Regions from separate parts of the Homo sapiens genome. Here regions 2 and 3 are each linked to region 1. The links are chromatin contacts, found by Hi-C or POLR2A ChIA-PET in ENCODE. All regions are on one chromosome and are shown on one strand. The core of a region is the stretch at or near the end of the contact, and the rest is flanking DNA. Distances in the headings are between cores, read along the strand shown.

What was found. Hi-C counts contacts between places; a loop is a spot of excess contacts on that map. ChIA-PET counts read pairs that join two places held with the same protein, here RNA polymerase II (POLR2A). Pooled maps may share reads with other maps.
Region 2: a loop to region 1 is called in a map of PC-9, with 4 times the contacts of the local background. The contact joins two enhancer-like sites. A Hi-C loop is called at or near these places in 4 of 168 maps with a recorded cell type or tissue (Calu3, PC-3, PC-9 and 1 more) and 1 of 50 pooled maps. POLR2A ChIA-PET finds 5 or more read pairs at or near these places in 1 of 52 experiments (PC-9).
Region 3: POLR2A ChIA-PET joins it to region 1 with 20 read pairs in activated CD4-positive, alpha-beta T cell. The contact joins two enhancer-like sites. A Hi-C loop is called at or near these places in 1 of 168 maps with a recorded cell type or tissue (gastrocnemius medialis) and 3 of 50 pooled maps. POLR2A ChIA-PET finds 5 or more read pairs at or near these places in 2 of 52 experiments (PC-9 and activated CD4-positive, alpha-beta T cell).

What each region holds. Positions count from the first base shown.
Region 1 is chr7:50,794,134-50,798,915 of GRCh38, reverse strand. No RefSeq gene overlaps it. Among named protein-coding and RNA genes, the nearest start is that of GRB10, 14 kb to the right of the region's middle. Within about 2 kb of position 2,760, at least 2 of the 41 ENCODE cell types and tissues checked have a DNase peak (open chromatin) inside an H3K27ac peak, as active enhancers do.
Region 2 is chr7:51,043,348-51,048,129 of GRCh38, reverse strand. COBL (cordon-bleu WH2 repeat protein) reads left to right here. Exons shown (of 13, transcript NM_015198.5): 8 at 4,438-4,747. Among named protein-coding and RNA genes, the nearest start is that of GRB10, 260 kb to the right of the region's middle. Within about 2 kb of position 2,194, at least 4 of the 41 ENCODE cell types and tissues checked have a DNase peak (open chromatin) inside an H3K27ac peak, as active enhancers do.
Region 3 is chr7:51,018,366-51,023,147 of GRCh38, reverse strand. All of the region lies in intron 12 of COBL (cordon-bleu WH2 repeat protein), which reads left to right. Among named protein-coding and RNA genes, the nearest start is that of GRB10, 240 kb to the right of the region's middle. Within about 2 kb of position 3,532, at least 2 of the 41 ENCODE cell types and tissues checked have a DNase peak (open chromatin) inside an H3K27ac peak, as active enhancers do.

The DNA.
Region 1 (4,782 bases), core at 1,511-4,010:
AACTCTCAGCACTCAATGATAAGAAAAAAACACACAAAAAGATGGGCACATGATTTGAATAGACACTATACAAAACACTGTATATGCACAGCAAATAAGCACATGAAGAAGTGCTCAACATTATTAGCCATGAAGGAAATGCAAATTAAAATCAGAATGAGATACCACTACACAACATTAGAAGCTGCCCCCACAATATCAGGATGGCAGAAATGAAAAAGACAAACAACAGCAAGTGTTGGGCAAGATGTAGAGCAACTGGAACTCTTACACATTTTTGGTGCAGACACAAATAATATACTCACTTTGAAAATAGTTTGACAGTTCCTGGTAAACATATACTGAGATATGACCTAGCGGTCTCTCTTTTAGTTATTTACCCAAGAGAAATGAAAACTTACATTTCCAGAAAAACCTTTACCCAAATACTCATAGCAGTTTTATTCATAATTGCCCAAAACTGGTACTAGCCTAAATTTTCGCCAGCCAGAGAATGGCTGAACAAGTGGATGTACACCTACCCTAATTAAAGTATCATGCTATCCAGTCACTAAACATGGATGATTCACAAGGACATTATGCCAAGTTAACTACTGTGTGATTCCATTCAGATGACAATCTTGAGAGCAACATGGCTGGGTGTGGTGACTCACACCTGTAACCCCAGCACTTTGGGAGGCTGAGGAGGGAGGATTGCTTTGAGGCCAAGAGTTCAAGACCAGCGTGGGTAACACAGGGAGATCTCCATCTCTCCAAAAAACAAAAAAAGAAAGAAAGAAAAGAAAAGCAAAACCTAAGAACTGAAAGAGGATCAGTTGCCTGGAGTAGGAAGGGGGACTGACAAGGAGCATGAGAAAACTTTTTGGGGTGAAAACTATTTGTATTAATGTCTTTACTGGTTCCATAACTATATACCTTTCCAAACTCCACAAATTGTACATTAAAAAATGATAAATTTTCTGGTCAGCAAATTATACCTAAGTAACCAGCCTGAATAAACATCTTTCTGTGAGCCTCTGTTCTGGTTGTAAAGACATTTTGATCCAAGCAACTTCAGAAAAGGAGAGTTGATATTAAGACAATATAAGGAAAATGGGGCCAGGTGTGGTGGCTCACACCTGTAATCCCAGCACTTTGGGAGGCCGAGGCAGGTGGATCACCTGAGGTTGGGAGTTCAAGACCAGCCTGATCAACATGGTGAAACCCTGTCTGTACTACATATATAAAAAATCAGCTGGGGATAGTGGCGCATGCCTGTAATCCCAGCTACTTGGGAGGCTGAGACATGAGAATTGCTTGAACCTGGGAGGTGGAGGTTGCAGTGAGCTGAGATTGCGCCACTGCAGTCTGGCCTAGGCGACAGAGCCAGACTCTGTCCCTACCCCCTCCAACCCCCCACCAAAATCAAAACAAAACAAACAAATAAACAATGACGGAAAATGGAATTCTATGGAAGTTCAAAACAATAGCTGTACCAGCCTGGGCCCAGAGAGACGGGAGGCACGACGGCATCTGTTTGGGTCTTTGTACTTTACACCATCCTTATGCTGAGCCCAACTCGCCGTTCCTCACCTGGTCTCCATTGTGCAGATCCCACCAGTACTTCAAGTTCAGAATCCCAGGTGCAGGCTTCTGATTGGTTGGGTCACCCTTCCGCCCACTGGCCCACCTACCTACAGAATGGGAATCTCTGGGCCAAGCGTCATCCCTGACCAATTTAATTGGTACTTAGGAATCAAGGAAAACCAGGGTTGTGGGGAAACTCTAGACAGAGCAGGGCTAGCTGGGGGGCACTGTGCTGGTAGGCCCCATAACAGACATATCCGGTGCTCTCATCGCCATATAAGCCTATACTTGACAAATAAGTATAAATAGTTAAATATAAATCTGACAAATAAGTCCCTTCTTACCCCTCCAGCTTGGTGTGTTATCAAAACTCTAACCCCAGACCCAGCAGCAACATTCTGTGACTAAATGCAACTACTTGGTACTGCGCCCTGAGGGAGCCAAGGTCTTTCATGGGTTTGGTCTGAGAGACACGCCTGTCCCTCAACCCCAAAGGCCTTTTCTTCAGTTCTCTTTGCCTAACTTACCATCTTTGATGTTCTAGGGTGCCATGGGGGCATGGCAACCACTGGGAAGCCTTCCTTGAATGCTGCCAGGCTCCCCACCTCTAGACTCCAGGGTGGCCTGTCCATCTCGTTTTGGAGTGTTTGGAATACTGGTGTGGATGTAGATCGTGCATCATGCAGGAGTCTATTAAAAATGGGCTGGGCGTGTTGGCTCACGCCTGTAATCCCAGCACTTTGGGAGGCCGAGGTGGGCGGATCATGAGGTCAGGAGATAGAGACCATCCTGGCTGACACAGTGAAAGCCCGTCTCTACTGAAACAATACAAAACAATTAGCTGGGGGTGGTGGCAGTCGCCTGTAGCCCCAGCTACTCAGGAGGCTGAGGCAGGAGAATGGCGTGAACCCGGAAGGCGGAGCTTGCAGTGAGCTGAGATCGCGCCACTGCACTCCAGCCTGGGTGACAGAGTGAGACTCCGTCTCAAAAAAAAAATTGCAGATGAACCCTGGAAGTGTGAACTCTCCAGAGCTTGGGTGGGCCCAGGGATGTGTAGTGCAAGCAGGCTCCTCAGGTATTCTGGGGCAGGCACTATGATTATATTATGACTATAGACTACCCCCTTCCCCTTGCAGGGGTGGGCAGGCGGCTGCTTTCCAGACATGTGCTCGCATGTCCACATGGGCCGCATGGGATGGTGGCTGGGCCGTGTGACTAGCAGTGGCTCATGAGAGCAGAGGCGAGGGCCACTGCTGCTCAAAGCAGTTAGCTGTCAGGGTGCCATTCACCCTGACTACTTTCCCTTTGTCAAGGTTACTGGCAATGTTTGAGACAGTGCCCAGGTCTCAGAGGCTCCTGAGAAATTAATTCACTGGACAGTATTCCCCAGTAATGACTATTCACTTAGTGCCCTCTCTGTCCCAGGCACTCCACCTGCTGGAAGGACACTAGTGAAGGGGCACAGAGTTGCCACAGTCACCATGCTTACAGTCAACAGGGGAAGACAGATGTTAATCAATTCATTACTAATTAAAAATTAGAGTCTATCAGATTCTCTACTTTCAGCTGAAGGAGGCTTCTAGCTCATGTTTAGATAATTGAATTTCTCACTATCACGGAATCCTGTGTCCTGACACCTAATTCCAGCTTATATGTTTCCCCTTGGGGAAGTGCTTGAACTACAAGCCTCCCTGTCTTGCCCAGTATGCTGAGCTCTCCAGGATAACGTATAGGCTGCATGGCTAGATTCCACTGTGGCTGCCACCCTGTTGAGAGGGAGCATTGTGCGTGGGCAGGGGCATCTGGAGTTTGGGGGAAGGGAAGGCTATAAGATACAATCTGTATATAGGATTGGCTCATCCAGGATCACTGCACAGAGGACAGCTGCAGCTTCTGCAGCCACAAGAGTGACAAGTTCATGAACTTGCATCAGAAAGTGTCTCTGAATGGGTTCTGCCCACTGATGTCTACAGAGAGCCAGGAAATGTAGGGAATGAGGGCCTGTCCTAGGAATTCTAGAGACCTATGCTAGCAGGAAAACACTTAAGGACATTTATCTTGATCACTTCTCTGTGAATAGTAATGTCTGAAAACCCATACATTTTGAGACAACTAAATGCAATACCTGACTCTAGACCTCAATAGTGGATCTTGTAACAGAGGGAAAGAAATACTATGGAAGACATAGTCAGATCAACTGACTATACCGGAATATGGACCTAGATTGGATACAAGTATTTTATCAATATAAATTTACGAATTTGGTGACTATTGTGGTTATGCACATAATATCTCTACTCTTAGGAAAGACACATCAATGTATTTAGGGGTAAAGGGGCCATAGTGTATGGAATTTACCCACAAGTGATTCCAAAAGAACATATGTCTATGTATCAAGGAACTTTTGAAACCTCTATCAAAGCCTCCTTGCCTATCAGGCTATCTGACTGGTGTAGGCATGGATTGCTGTTTGGACCTTCAGCAGAAGCTAGAAGGTTCAAAGCTGATGCATTTGTGAGAAGTTGGCTCAAACTGAGTTTTCTGTTCTTTAATTTTCTTTTGAGTCCTTTGTCTGCAACAGGAGTCCTCTGTGTTCCTTTCTTCTAGGAATCTAAAATCCTTTGATATCATCCTCTCTTGATTTTCATCTTACGTGTTTCTGAGCTTGGACCAATAGGCAAAAATTTAGGGAGGTCTGTTTCAGTTACAGGGAAGGATGACCTTTCCATGAGTAACATCTGTCTAAGGTGGAATAACTCCTGCTAGAAGCAGGTGCCTACGAGGGGCTTTGGTACAATACCGTACATGGCTTCCAATCCTTGCTCTGCACTTACCAGCTACTTGACTTTCAGCAAGTCACTTAACCTCTCCAAGATTCAGTTTCCCAGTCCGTACACAGTGGGACTCTAACAGTAACACCTAGAGGGCCACAGTGGGGGTTACATGCAAGGATTCATGAAGGTTTTGCACAAAGTGCACGCTCTATGAAGGCAAGATATTGTCGCAGCTGCGTTTAGAACGCCAAGACCCAGGAAAAGACATACTTATCGTTATGCTATGTGTATTAGAGTTTTGACTCGGTAGAGATATTAAGAATCACACTAACGACAATGGCTTCCGTCAATTGGGGGGTAGGGGAGTCTTTTTCGCAGTCACTTTATGTTCCCAGTATGACCTCATTTAATCCCCAGGACACCAACCCTCAGGCGGGCGTTA
Region 2 (4,782 bases), core at 945-3,444, 250 kb before region 1:
CAGTGGTGTGATCTCGGCTCACTGCAGCCTCCGCCTCTCAGGTTCAAGCAATTCTCTGCCTCAACTTCCCGAGTAGCTGGGATTACAGGTGTGCACCACCACACCTCGCTATTTTTTGTATTTTTAGTAGAGACAAGGTTTTGCCATGTTGGCCACGCTGGTCTCGAACTCCTGGCCTCAAGTGATCCGCCCACGTCAGCCTCCCAACGTGCTGGGATTACAGGTGTGAGCCACTGCACCTGGCCCCCACAAAATTATTGAAATGCTTTATGTCAGTTTGTATCACTAGTTCAGAAGCACTTTACCTTGTAATTTTTCCCTTTCTTCCAAGTGCCTAGAACATAGAGAACAAAGTCAACACAGGTTAAGATGAAGTGCAGCTTTGCTTGTTGGTTGTGAGTGGCCGTGGGACCCACAGGCAGCAGTGTGAGGTGGCGAGGTAGCTTTTCTTTCATTGAAACATTTTCTCTGGGCCATATAAATTTGGTGGAACTGGCTTTTGAGAAATCCTCTTTCTTAATGAACCACAAAAAAAGCAATATCATAGGACACAAGATCTTTAATTTGCGTTTAATAAAACAATAAAATGAATCCATTCCAAAATTACTTGGAAGATACTTACATTTAGTGATGGAATTATCTTTGCTGACTCTGTAAAAGAAAAACTAGTACCGAACTGAGAATAATTGTGTTCAACTTGAGGAACTAGTAGCCCTAAGTTAGCATTTTCTTCTTTATACTTGAGCTGAAGAATTTACCAAAGCTCATTCAGAGATATGTAATGGCCTCTGAACCATGGGATTATATAATTTAGGTGGAGGACAATAGAAGGGTTAATATTCCTTACTCAGGCTCTGTGGCTATTCATTTAGAAGAGAATTAAATCATGAATTTATATTAGGCTTCTGCGAAAGACAAAGTAAGTGTGCTTTTTCACATTTGCAAAAATCCTGCAGTAATAACTTTTTAGTTCAAAGAGATTGTTCATGCCTTAAGAGAATAGCAAAGTTGCCAGTGCATTAATTAACTCAAAAATAATGACTTACCCTCTCAGGGAAGACAGAATATAGCAGAAAGGACAAAGCCAATGTTGTATTCCTTTTAAAGATTCCTAATTAGTCACTGGTCAGTTGTAAAAATGAGTGTTTACATCCTATATTTTGATTTGGCATTTCAAAGACTGTTAACAGTTCCACTCTAGAAGGGATTTTAGAGCCCGTCAGAGCCAACTGCTTATTTTACAGAAAGGGGAAAGGGGATTGTTCAGAGTGCAATTTGGGCTTTCAATTCAGCCCTCCTCCTGCTGCCCCTGGGTTTCAGGCTGGGGTCCCTGGATCGCTGGCTCTAGGGAAGCCCCTCAGAGGCTGGACAGAGGGTGGGAAATGGGACACACACAGGATCTGGAGGACAGGACCTGGGCCCCCAACCTCGATGCAGCCCAAGCAGCTCCACGTTTTCCTTTTATGTTCTGAGTTTCCGTTTAGCATTGATGAAGAAAAAAAAAGTCTCCTGCACCATTATCTCATTCAGAAATTGTCAAAACATGTTACAGTTCATGGGGTTAATCATCGGAACCAGCTGAAGGAAGAAAAGAGATGTGGGGTGGGGGCAGGATGAGTGAGATGGGCATGTCTGATTCCAAACAAAAGATGCCCAGGACAGAGCAGACCTCGGAAAGGAGGGATCAGAAATTGCCTGAAAACTCACACCAACACAGGTTGGGGCTTCACAGGAATATCTGCCCTTCTCTTCAGATCTGTGCTCTCTCTGACAGCTCACCAGGAAGCTTCTCTGGAAAGTTCCCCACTCAGCCTCCATCACCCTCCTCAAAGCCTTTGCAGGTGCTCCCCCTTGGCCACACCCTGCCCCACCCTATACTCCGAGCAGGTGCCGGCATCACTGTGGGGAGGTCTGCCTGGTCTTTCCTGGACGGGTCCCACCCCTTTGGCAGAAGGCCTTTCACCCATGTTCCCTCTCCTCCCAGCATTTAGACAGTTGTCTTTTCAATTCCTGTGCCACTCTTCTCCCTAGACGCAGATAAACCTCCTGAGAGCAGGCCCCCCCACCCCCACCTGCTTCTGCACCAATGGCATGAATGGTGTCGCAGGGCTGTGGCCAGGCCACACGGGCCATGGGAAGATTATCCACATGGAGAGCAGGAGGGCTGGCCTGGGCAAAAGGGGAGCTCTGGTAATAGCACTCGCATTAGTCATTTTGTAAATGGTTTAACACGTGTGTGCACCAAATATGTGACCTCTCACTCCATGTTGATTTAAGGCTTTGCAGGTGGCTTAATTTAGACCACAGGCTCTCAACTTTTTTTTATTGCCTCAAAACTTCTGAGGAATATATATGTATCACCCGACAAGCATTCCTGATCTTATAACTGGCTAGAGAAGGGGTGGAGGTGGGTTAGAGTCCCTCTGCCCTGCGATGTGTTCTGTGCCTCCAGAGGGCATGTACCAGGTGCTCTGAGGGCCTCCTCCAAGGGGCCTGGCAGCAGACAGCTAGTGGGGACACATTTGTTAAGGTCACTTTGCGCCTCAGCGATAATCCCTGGAGAGGGAAGAGGGTAAGCCAGGCTAAACCAGCATTTGTGTGGCCCCTACTGTGTGCCACCACCTCGCTCAGTCCAGCCTGCCACACTCTGCCTATGGGAGCACACCGAGAGTTGGTGTGACCATACAGCACTGTCATTCTTTGCGTACGTGTCTGTCCCTTCAGAAGCTGTGAGTGCCAGAGAGCCCACATGCTTGGATTGGAAATATGTGTCCCCAGGCCCTGTCACAGGGCCGTTCACATTCAGGCACCCACTTAGCAACAGGGACCCTGTGGGCAGCAGCATTACCTTACTCCACCAGGGTGTGAATCCAGGTCTCTGTGACCTGAGAGTTTTACTCTTGTCATACTTTTTATATACAACATAGACAGAAAAAACGTGCTGGTTTTATTGTTCAGTGATGGCAGCAAAAGGGAAGGCAAGAGAGGAGTGATGGGAAACAGGGAGCTACAGCGACGTTTCTTCTCAATATTTGTCTTGAACAAGAGTCTAGCCCCAAAAGCTGGGGAGAGAACTAGAAGAGCGAGGTCGCAGCAGACCAGCATCACTGCATTCAGCATATCTCCTCGTACGTTTACACTGCTCTAAACTATTCCTTTTTTTCGTTCTATTCTTTACCTTGGAGCTCTTTAGTGAAATGTATATTCTTTAAACTGTTGTTCTTTCATTTGTTTTATTGTTTGGAATCTCAAATATACCATCACCTGATGGGATTTTCTTTTGGTTTCGTGGTGATAAGTTGTTAGTCTCCTGTCCAGTTAAAATGTTGGTGATGTTGAGTGCAATTGTGATGTCACTTCACTCTCAGTGCATGATTTTGTGGAGTGAGCACTCCCAGAGGAGTCTTAATTCACTTTGGGCATCCAGTGACTATTTAGGGGAAGAATGACTTTAAAACAAAATACACTGGGACTGCAACAAAACACAGTGCTTGTTTTCTGGACTGTTATAAATAGTGCTTAGATCATATGTCCTGAAGTGTCTTGAAGTTTAAAATCTATTTTTATTAAAAAACAATAACAACTCTAATATACATCTGGGCTAGACTTGTGTGTTTTTGTCCTTCAAATTTCATCTCTTTGCATAGAGGCTTCTGTGATTTTAGAGAATCTAGAAGCTCAGTAAGAGAAAAATAATGACCTCCCATTACTTACACTTAATGTATTGCTATCTACAAATAGCTAGGTAGTTGCGCAGAATAGCCATAGTGCTACCCATCATTAGTATTAAGGCTTGACAGAACTTGGCTTGGAGAGCAAGTTGCCACTCTATGCATCTCACCAAACTCCTGCAGCGAATCACATTTAGTGCATAGGAGCCAGGTAACCTCAACCACAGAAACTGGCCTCACATGTAAAAATTAAGGGAGAGCCAAAAGCTGGGGAGTAGGGCCGTGAATCTTCCAGGCCAGATTTCAAATATGAAATACACGTCAGATGTGTCCAAACTGATACTTATGTCTGCTTATTTATATTTCCAAAAACTCTAATTGTCTTAATGTTTTTCTAAAGATCTCACATTAAACAAGTTCCATTAAGCCAAAGGCCAGCCTAGAAACAATTGCATTCAACATGTCATTAGTTTGAATTTTTAAATGTGCTTGCCCATAGCCATAGAGAGGAGACCAATGTAAAAGGCTAATTAATCAAATACTGATTTTTGAGGGAAAATTTTGCCCTCAATCTTACACAAATGACTCCCTGTGAGTTAAAATGTTTCAGGAGTATTCAGCAGTATTTGAATGAGGTTCTTCCTTTACTTTGAGCACCCTGAATCCCAAATTTTAGAGCGGGGCCGACAGACTGATGTCACACTTGTTAGGCAGTATGGACGCCAGAGTGGTTTGGGCTGACCTGTCCTTGCCGTGTCTTGTCCAGTAAGCCTGCCCCTGGGGTCTGGCAGCCACTGCAGCCCGGATGGAGCCCCGCAGGTGCTGTCAGAGGCGGAGGAGACCGTGTCAGTTGGCAGCTGTTTTGCGTCGGAGGACACGACCGAGGACTCAGGAGTGATGAGTTCCCCCTCAGACATCGTCTCTCTGGACTCGCAGCAGGACAGCATGAAATACAAAGACAAGTGGGCCACAGACCAGGAAGACTGCAGTGACCAGGACCTCGCTGGAACCCCAGACCTGGGTCCCCAGAAGAGCCCCTTGTGGGAGAAGAATGGCTCTGAGAACTCACATCTGAGGTGAGTCACGGGAAGGATGGGTGGGTACGGAAGTC
Region 3 (4,782 bases), core at 2,283-4,782, 220 kb before region 1:
GGCTCTTGAAGTGCAGCTCCGAGGCATCCTGTCTGCCCCACACACATGACAGCCACCGATTTCAAGGGCTGATCATCGGAAGGCTCTCTGGAGGAGTCTGAAGCAGTGCGATTGGGATCAGCTCTGTCACTCTACTGATCCCAGGGTACATTTCTGAGATTCTAAAGCTGTTTCTCAATGTAGGTCCATAGGACATCTGTATCTTGAATCACATTTTTCAGCCTATGAATCTGCAATTTTCCATTGCTATCCAAGTGACTTTACATTAAGGTTGGAGACGATTGTCTATCTCATTTGAGCCTTTCATGCATTTTGAATTGCACCGACTGGGATCCTGTGAAGGCCATGACCACACTCTGTACTCACTGCTTTATAAAAGTCATCTCAGTGACTGGTTTCTGTATCTTTTTCTTTTACCCTCTCCATCTTGTGCAGAGTCATGAAGGGCCTGGGGCCCAGAGATGCTGAAAGCTGGCCCGAGGTCCACAACCAGCAAGCGGAGGAGATAATAACATTGGGACTTTTGGCTTCTGAGAATGCGTTCCTCTGCCTTACAGAAAGGAAAAAAAAAATAAGTTTTGACTAGCCCGAAAGAACAGAGGAAGTTGTGCTGTGAGAAAGAAAGTGGGGAGAAATGCACAGGCCACGGAGAGAGAGAGGCCGGGCCTGGATGAAGCCGTGGGCGTTGGTGCCGTGCGAGGCCCAGGCATGCTTGGAGGAAAGGTCACCGTGGCTGTAAAGTGCTAGCCAGGGCGGGAGCCGGGCTTGTGTTTCTCGCACAGTCTCAGCCATCTGTCAGCTGCTTCAAAGGGCATTCAAAAGTCCAGGTTTTGATTGTTTCTTGGATTAGTCTGAGTCGTGTGGCCTGCCTTATCCACCCTGGAAAGTTCTAGGCAATTAATATTTATGTGGCATTTCTGAGGTTTTGATGCCCCGAGCCGTTTACAAGATGCTCCCGGGCTGAAAGCTGGGCCCTGAGTTCCTTGGCTGAGTCCTACGTTGGAAACCACGTTCCCCTCAGTCTCATTATCACTACCATGCCCGGTGATCCCAGAGCCTTCCTACACTTGACGCTTTATCACAGAACCACAACAAATCTGAAGAAAGCCTGCCCTAGGAGGGCAGGAATTGGGTGATCGACCTGCCCTCCTGGCCTCTGTTCAGCATTCATCAGGGAGACTCAGGTGCAGGGGGCCAAGGTGGCCTCACCTGGACCAATGATTCATTCTTTTGAAGGCATTAACCAACTGCATTTCCTAGAAGTTTGCCCTGTCTACTCATTTGTGTTGAGAGTAGACCTGTGGTCACAGGAGACATTTGCGATTTGGGAAATGAATTACAATTTTTCTAATAAGCCTGGTTAGATGGCACTTTTCTGCTATGCATGGATCCTGGAGGTTATATTGTCTTCATAGCAAATACACTTTCGTGTATATTATGGCATGCGAACATCAAATTATATGGACTTTGCCTCTTATGATTTAGTTTTATTTCACCTTTTGGACTTTTAAAGCTATGCTGGCTGGGCATAGTGGCTCACAGCTGTAATCCTAACACTTTGGGAGGCTGAGGCAAGAGGATTGCTTGAGGCCAGGAGTTTGAGACCAGTCTGGGCAACATAACAAGACCCCCATCTCTACAATACAGAAATGAGCCAGGTGTGGTGGCACGGGCCTGTAGTCCCAGCTCCTTGGGAGGTGAAGGTAGGAGGATTGTTTGAGCTCAGGAGTTCAAGGCTGTAGTGAGCTATGATCATACCACTGAGCTTGCATCAGCCTGGGTGACAAAGCAAGATCCTTTCTCTTTAAAAAATAATAAAAGAAATTTTTTTAAAAAAGTAAAATGTTAAAAGCTATGTTAACCTTGAGGAAAATACAATAAATTCAGGGGCTCCCAGTGCGTGCAGTGTTGGTTGTTTCTCCATAGGTTCTCAGTAGATGTAGAGTTTCCTGGGTCTTCTTTTGGGTGTTCAGCAACGGCTCCAGAACAGCATTGCTGGGAGCACATCCTGCAATGGAGGGGTGTCCTTGGCTTTCCCAGCAAGGCAGTGCATGAATCTGTAGGTGCTCCTCCTCCCCTTAGCAGTGCAGCCTCCTCCTTTCAATGAGGGTGCCCAGCTATGCTGGGAAGGTTTTCTGGGACAGTCGCAGGCAAATTGGGTGATTGGTCACCCAACCTGTAATACACAAATTTCACATTGGCAGTAAGCTGCCCATGATCAAATACAAAAGGGTAAATTTGATGTAGGAGGAATAATTACCTTAACAGTGACGTTGCCATTTTTCAAGGCAATTGAAATTACATTTGCCTTCACGGTGTGAATCCAATGATGTCTCTGCCTCTGTATTTGTGGCTGCCAGAGAAACTTCCAGCTGTGTTTCTCCTCCAGCTCCAAATAAGAGCATTTGCAGCTCGGCTGCATGTGCACCCACTTCCTCAGTGGAACACCCACTCCTCCTGAAGGCAGTGTTCAGATCTGCCCCCACCCCACACTCAGTGCTTGCTTCCACTCAGCCCTGCGTTCTTATTAAAGGCAAAGCTGTATGCGTCTGACTGTCTTTGTCGATCTGTTTTAAATGCATTATTTCAGAAGGCCTGGAATGTACAAGTACCCTCCTAATCCATGTGTATATTTAAAACATTCATGTCTAGTGCTTCATTCTACAAGCATTTCCGGAGAACCTACTAGGGTCCGGGCACTGTCGGAGCTGCTTGTGATAGACGAAAGAAGCTTCATCTGTGCCCTCAGGACCTCTCAGCCAGAGGAAGGGGGCAGGGGTGCGGGGTCTGCTATTGACCTTAGGAACTTTTCCAAAGAAGCTGGGACAGGCTAATCCCGATGACTTGTGGATCTTTCCTCCCAGGAGGGCAGCGGGGCAAGCATCTACCCCGACACCTTCCTGGAAGTCAAGGTCGTAGCTCCCCTTTGACAGGTGCGAAAATGGGGCACAGACATCATAAGTGACTTCTCCCAGCCCTTCCGTGTGTCCTGCTGCTGCTGGGCCCAGACACCTTATCAGCTCCTAGCCGCTTTGGGAAACGTCCTATTGAACTGAGTTCCAGTCTCTTGTCTGGGCCCTCAGGTGCCTGTTTTCCCACGGCAGGAATTAATTGATGCGGGCCACACGCGTCATGACACTTGGCCTTGACCACAGACCTTGTAAGAAATGATTAGACATGTGACAGTAACAGGAGGCCCCAAACCAGGAAAGAGAAAAAACACACCAACTCTCTTTTCATCTAAGCCCTAGGTCCTCATATGTGCATTAGAGAACTCCAAGTTGCTGTGACGAGGGAATAGCAATTTCTATCAGGATGTGAATGTGACCCACAATACAATTGCATCACCCCTGGTTTAGTTGCTCGTAATGTAAACCTGTGGTGTGCTTTGGTTAATGTGAAATTGTTCTGAGGCCTAGGGGTCAGTTCTGTCTTTGCAGACTCTTTGCGTGTGACTGTTCTGCTTATTGCAGCTCTACTGAGTCAGCTGCCTCTTCTGCAGGTAGAACGGGGAGGAGCCTCCTGGGAGAAGCACACCTACCACAGTGACCATCCTCAGGGCCAGCAAATGCTGTTCTCCACTCCTCCAGAGCTGTTCCCCACATTTGACCAGCTCATTCCTGACTCATCCCTTTGTTCCTTTATTAACCTCACGTCTTCAGAAAGCCTCCCTCAGTCTAGATTAGGTTCCCAATACAGCGTCACATAATTTTTCCTTCATAATGCAAACCACAGCTCTAATTTCTCTAGCAGTTGGTGTGGTTTTTGTTGGATGCTTGCCTTCCCTTCCACATCACAAGTTCCATGAGTCTTGCCCATCGTGTCATGTGATGGAAGGGTAGACACGCTCCCTGGTGCCTCCTTGATAAGGCCACCAATCCCTTCATGAGGTTCAACCCCCATGACCTCATCAAATTCCAGAGTCCCACCTCCTAATACCACCATCTTGGAGGTTGGGATTTCAGCATGTGAATTTGGGAGCACACAAGCATTCAGACTGTAACACTCCCCCTATTAATAAGTGGGGCCCTCAGGAAACATCTGGCTAAGTGGAGCACTGTGTTTGTACAAGTAGATCAGAGGTGTCTGATCTTTTGCCTTCCCTAGGCCACACTGGAAGACAAATTGTGTTGTACCACATATAAAAAACACTAACGATAGCTGGTGAGCTTAAAAAAAATTGCAAAAAAAATCATATATATATATATATATATATATATATATATATATATATATATATATTTTTTTTTTTTTTTGAGATGGAGTTTCTCTCTTGTTGCCCAGGCTGGAGTGCAATGGTGCGATCTCAGCTCATGCAACCTCTACCTCCCGGGTTCAAGCTATTCTCTTGCCTCAGCCTTCTGAGTAGCTGGCATTACAGGCATGTGCCATCATGCCCAGCTAATTTTTTATTTTTAGTAGAGACGGGATTTCTCCATGTTGGTCAGGCTGGTTTCGAACTCCCGACCTCAGGTGATCTGCCCGCCTTGGCCTCCCAAAGTGCTGGGATTTCAGGTGTGAGCCACTATGCCCACCCTCATAATGTTTTAAGAAAGTTGACGAATTTGTATTGGGATACATTTAAAGTGGTCCCAGGCCATGAGTTGGACAGGCTTGAAGTAGATGTTAAATCCCCACCATGGGAGTTCAGGAAGAGGGCCCGAGAGAACCTAGAGAAGAGAGGGATATGGAGGAGCATCAGGAAAAGGGCAGGTGCGCCCAGTGTCAAGACAGACCCGGGTGGTGTCGATCCTCCCAGTTCTTCTGGGCCTTGGGGCTTCA